Linked DNA regions of Homo sapiens: region 2 is linked to region 1. The links are chromatin loops, found by intact Hi-C in ENCODE. Cell type or tissue: sigmoid colon. All regions are shown on one strand. Links, peaks and the distances in the headings refer to the core of each region. The heading gives the core; the rest is flanking DNA.

What was found. A loop is a pair of places that touch in the nucleus more often than their neighbours do. Peaks named below come from ENCODE experiments on the same cell type or tissue, not always from the same donor. Only the 100,000 strongest peaks of a DNase experiment are listed, where the experiment ranks them.
Region 2: a loop joins it to region 1, with 3 times the contacts of the local background. A loop is called at or near these places in 3 of 110 quality-filtered maps.

Annotation. Positions count from the first base shown.
Region 1 is chr2:66,887,352-66,890,283 of GRCh38, forward strand. No RefSeq gene overlaps it. Among named protein-coding and RNA genes, the nearest start is that of LINC01799, 16 kb to the right of the region's middle. In sigmoid colon, for the core only: no CTCF peak of the experiment used is centred there; a DNase peak (open chromatin) is centred at 1,570; H3K27ac peaks cover 519 bases.
Region 2 is chr2:66,810,888-66,813,819 of GRCh38, forward strand. No RefSeq gene overlaps it. Among named protein-coding and RNA genes, the nearest start is that of LINC01799, 92 kb to the right of the region's middle. In sigmoid colon, for the core only: no CTCF peak of the experiment used is centred there; no DNase peak of the experiment used is centred there.

The sequences.
Region 1 (2,932 bases), core at 306-2,805:
AGGAAGAGTGAGTAGATATAGTGGTCCACACATCCCTTTGAGTAACAGCATTTCTGACAGAGTGCTGAAAGCTGTGGCTGTCTTTAAGACTATTAGGAAGACTGAATTTCCTGAAATTGATCTCCAGAATGATTTTGTGTGGCCGGAAATGTTCATTGAACAGAGACGTGAGAGGAGACATGAATAAACAAAGTATGCATTTCTATTTTAAAATAGATGTGAAGTTAGGAAGAAGAAATGAGAATTGGCTCTCAGCTAAAGGCTTTGGAGTTGAAGGAACTGCATTTTGTCTTACTCTGAATTTCATAGACCATGAAACTGAGTTTCTGAGAGAAACTGACTTGGAGGGTGAGTTCGCACCCTCGTTTGTTGAGTTCCTGTCGCTGCAGCTTAATTTGCCTTCGCACCTTCCTTTCACGCTCACAAGTGTCTGGTTTAGACAATACGTTACACGACCACCAACAGTAGCAGCAGCAGCAGCAGCAGCAGGGCTAAGACTGCTCTCCAGATCCACTTCTCCCACTACTTTACTGTTGTTTTTTCCTTAAGTGTGCTGTAACTTATTCTGTTTCTCAAATAGGAATTTGAAATTGTTTTTTAAAAAATAATCTTGAATACAAAAAAATTAGCCAGGCATGGTGGTATGTGCCTGTAATCTCAGCTACTTGGGAGGCTGAGGCAGGAGAAGTGCTTGAACCCGGGAGGCTGACATTGCAGTGAACCGAGATCGCACCACTGCACTCCAGCCTGGGCAACAAGAGCGAAAACTCTGTCTCAAATAATAATAATAATAATAATTTTGAGATTTTTTTAAAACATAATTTTGAAATTATTTTGCCCATGTGGGTGCTGACACAATCAGAGATGTTTGTTTAAACTTTAAGAGGAACATGAAAGATATCAGAAACACTAAGAGAGTTAGGGCAAGACATTAATGGGAAGAGATTTTTGGGCAAACTTGGTCAAATAACATACTTGATATTTATTTGGTCAGGAAATAAGTAAGTACCTATGTGTCTTCCATCCTATATGAGAGGTTACCAGTGCATGTTTTATTGCATTCTTTTTATATCTCTTTTTGTCAAATAAGCAAATAATTATTGATCACTTTATAAATGTAAGGCATTTTGAAATTATTAAAGAAGTGGCAGTGGATGATTCTCTAGGAAACACCAACAGCTTTAAGAGTTATAGTCGCCATTTTCTTAACCTATGAGTTTTCATTTAATCTGGGAGAGTCATGTTAAACTAATGGTGAACATCCCCCAACATGAATTTCACTTGCACTCTTGACAGTTCAAGATGGCTTTGGGATCAGATATCAGTCACCTGAAAGATATTTGGAATATTTGGGTAAGTTGGTGGCTGGGTGGAGGCAAAGGAAGGAGGAAGGAGAGAATTTCCCAGTACTACTCAAATCACAACATCTAGTTCATTTCCTACATAAGCCCAGATCACGCAGGCAGCACTGCCTGTGGAAGGAAGAAAGAGCCTTGTGTGCTCACTACACAGGCCTGAGGTGCCATGTGACCTTATCTTTGAGCGGTCAGAAGCACGTCAGAAAGGCTTCCACCATGGCTGGTGAATAAGAGCGCTATAAAACCTGAGAACACAAGACCTAATGACTTAATGGTTTTGGCTCTGCCTTGATTTGCAGGGGCCTGTCTTCTTACATAGTCCATGAGCTGTTTCCAACCTGCACTTGATTCCCTTAGTGGGGGGAGAAACAGATGCGCAGTTGGCAAACTGGGAGTCTAATCCAAACATCTAAACAGCACTGCTTGGAGGAATTCAGGATGGTGTCCAAGAGTAGGAAAGGAAATGTATTTGAGAACAGGGACTCCTAAAGCTTACTTTTGTCCTCTGCAACCCCCCCCCCCCACCCCCACCCCCTCTTATACTGTCTTTGGCATAGCTTAGTCATTAATAGCAGTCATTAGTGGTGAATGACCTGGAAGAAGCAGAAAGTGGGGGTGGGTCGTATGTGGTGAAGATTTTTGGCAGCTAATAAGGAGGCTTTCTGAAGTTGCTTCCCCAGTTGGATGGGATGGAAACTTTTATGAGCTTGAGTCACATTCATACAGATAGGGTTTTGTAACTTAGCATTGTGCAAGTTATCTGGAGCTAGAAACCTCTGGGAATTAGATGTCTTTCAATTTCCAGGGTGTAATGTATATAAAAGCCTCCTTAGACATGATCTTTCCTCCAAAAAATACCTTTTCCCAAGGATGTCTTGGGAAATTTTATCCCATGTTTACTGAAATGTTTAACTTCTTATCAGTTGAACCAAGGGTTAGTTTGTATATAAGACACTCAACTGAAAAACCACAGGGCTAGAACTACCCAAGTCCAAAGAGTTTCCCAGGAGGGCAACTTCCGGATCCAGACATCAGGCTTCTAAAATCATTTAAAGTTGACATAAAGTGATCCTACTCACAGGTTATAAACAACTTTTTACTTTTAGGCCGTAACAATTAGAAACTGTTTATTTTAGTTTTGTAAGTGGATCCATTCAATAGGTTCCACACAGGGCATCTATCCCAATCTCGGCCATCACTCAGACCTCCTTCTTTCTCCTCTCTGCCCAGCCATATCTCCCAAATTCATCACGACTCCCAACCCCCACCACACACACTCTGAAGATGGCCAGATTTACCAAGTGAAAATACAGAACACCTTGTTAAATTTGAATTTCAGGTTAAAAAACCCAAAAATCCTTTCTTTTAGCATTGCTACATTCTATGCAATATTTGAAGCATATTTATACTAAAATATTATGTATTGTTTATGTAAAAATTAAATTTAGCTGGACGTCCTATATTTTATCTAGTAATCCTGCCCCTGCTCATACCCTTTACAAAGTATCAACATTTATAGTATATTTAAGTTGAAACTGCCTTGTAAGATCAGTTGAGATCATTACAGAAAAATG
Region 2 (2,932 bases), core at 127-2,626, 77 kb before region 1:
GGAAAACAGGAAACAATTCCCAACCTACTTTATGAAGCTAGCAGTGTATTGATACCAAATCTTGACAAATCATATAAGAGGTAAATTATAGGCTGATTCCTCTCATGAATCTGGATATAAAAATAGTAAATAACATCTTTAGAAATCTTAATCTAGTGATTTGTAAAAAGGATAATATATCACAACCAAGTGCTGTTTATTCAAACAATGCAACGTTGGTTTAACATTTGAAAACAAATCACACAATATAATTCACCACATTAATAAAACAAAGATAGAATTATATGACTATATTAATTGGTATAGCAGAAAGCACGTTTATGATAAAAAAGAAATCTCAGCTAACTAGAAATAGAAAGGAATTTCCTTAATGTAATAAAGTATGTACAGGAAATTTCTAGTAAAAATTGTTCTTAATGGTAAAATGTTGAAAACTTTCTGCTTTATATGGGAACGAAATGGTGCTGTCACCACTTCTATTAAATGTAGTACTGAAGGTCCTATCCATAGCAATAAAGCAAGGAAAAAAGAGATAGATGAATTAGAGAGGAAATTATAAAACTGTGATTATTCACAGATGACATGATTGTCTATACAGAAAATTCAAAAGAGTATACAGATAATCTATGAAACAATAAGTAAATTTATTAGGGTTTCTGGATACAAGTTCAACAAATACAGTTCCTTTAATATTGCAATTAATAAGCCAATATTTATACATTGTTATCAACTAAAGTCCACATTTCATTCAGATTTCCTTAGTTTTTTATCTAATGCCCTTTTTCTATTACAGGATCTCATCCAAGATACCATGTTACAGTTAGTTGTTATGGCTCTTTAGGCTCCTCTTGACTATGACAATTTCTTAGACTTTCCTTGTTTTTAATGACCTTGACACTTTGAGAAGTAGTGGTTAGGTTTTTGTAGAATCCCTCTCTATTGGAATTTGTTTGATTTTGATTTTTTTTAATGACTAGACTGTGGTTATGGCTTTTTGGGAGAAAGACCATAGAGGTAGAGTGCCATTCAAATCATGTCATCTAAAGGGCATACACTATCGGCATGATTTATCACTGTTGATGTTGACCTTGATCACCTGGTTGAGCTGATGTTTGCCAGGATTTTCCATTTACTCTGCCCTACCTCCCCTTCTATACTAAACTCTTTACATGGAGTCACTGTGGGCAGCCCCTCCTGAAAAAGTGGGAATTTATGCTCCCTTTTGTTAAGGGATGGGTATCCATTTAATTATTTTTAACTCTTTTACTTGAGAGATGTGTCTTTTTCCCTGTATTTATTTATTCAATAATTTATTGATACCAGTATTGACTCATGGATATTTATTTTATATTTTAGCTTATGATCCAGTAAATACAATTTTGTTTTATTTTGTTGTGCAAATTGTTCCAGCTTTGACTGTTGAGAGCTCTTTCAGTTGACACCTTTGTCCCTTTGACATACTCTCATCAATGTGTGATTTTTTGTACTGTTTTTGAGCACTTTCTTACTTTCTGGCTCTCTAAAATGCTCCAGTCCTAGAATTAGGCATTTCTCCAAGGATCTCTGGTTCATTTCATTGTATTTTTATATACAACCATCAATTAAAAAATAATGTTTTAATAGAATAAAGCAATTCCAAGTACTTAAGAAAAAAAGATCAAAAAGACATTTAAGATTACCGTACTGAGAACTTCAGAATATTATTAAAATAAATTAAAAAGATCTGAATAAATAGAGGAACAGGATTGGAGATCCAATATTGTAAAGGTGTTTATTTCCCATATAAATTGATCCATAGATTCAATTCAATTTCAATAAAAATCTCAGAGGAAATATGGTGAAAATTGACAAGTTCATTCTAAAATTTATAGTAAAAGTAAAGGGTCAAAAATAGTCAAGATAATCTTGAAGGAGAAGAACTTAATATAAAGCTATAATAAGTAAGAAAGTGTGGCACTGGCTAAAGGATAAACAAGTAATGAAATAAAGAAATGTTCCAACAAAATAGAGTCTTGAAAGAGAACTACATTTGTATGGCCATTTCTACTCTCTAACATTTTAATATAAACAATTCAAACATAAAGAAAAGTTGAAAGAAGTTTATAGTGAATATATTCACCACCTAGATTCTACCATTATTGTTTTATAATGCTTGCTTATTGTATATGTATCTATCCATTAATCTATCATATTTTGTGTATTCCAAAATAAATTACAGACATGACTACATTTCAACCTAAATATTTCAGCATGAATAACATTAACTAGAGTTCAATATTTCTTTACAATTCTTTACTTCTGATGTAAACTTCATATATGATAAAATATACAATTATGGCTACAATTGCTGAAATTTAAGAAATTCATACACCTGTCTAACATAATCCCCTATCAAGTTATAGAATATATCTATTATATCAGGAAGTTTCATTATGTCTATTCCCAGTCATTCCCTGTTGCATTCCTCAGAGACAATAACAATTCTGATCTTTTTCACTATAGCATTGTTTGCATGTTCTGGAATTTCATATAAATGGAATCATATAGTGTGTTCTACTCTTGTATCTAGCTTCTTTAGTTAAGCTTAATATTTTTGATTTATCCATGTTTTTGCATGTATTGAGAGTTTATACATTTTTATTGAGTAGTGTTTCATTGTATTAAAATATTAGTTTTTTTATCCCTTCTATTGATGGACAATGGGCAGTTTCCAGTTTTTTTCTGTTATGAATAAAATGGCCATGAATGTTATTTTTATGTACTTTGTGAACGTAGGATTTAATTTCCATTGCATAAATATCTAGGGGTGAAATTGATGTGTCATAGGGTAAGTCTATATATAGTTTTACAGGAACCTGCCAGAACTTTTTCCAAAATAGTTGTAATATATTACAGCCTTCTCAAGTACCTAGTTTAGGGTACAGAGAAAGCA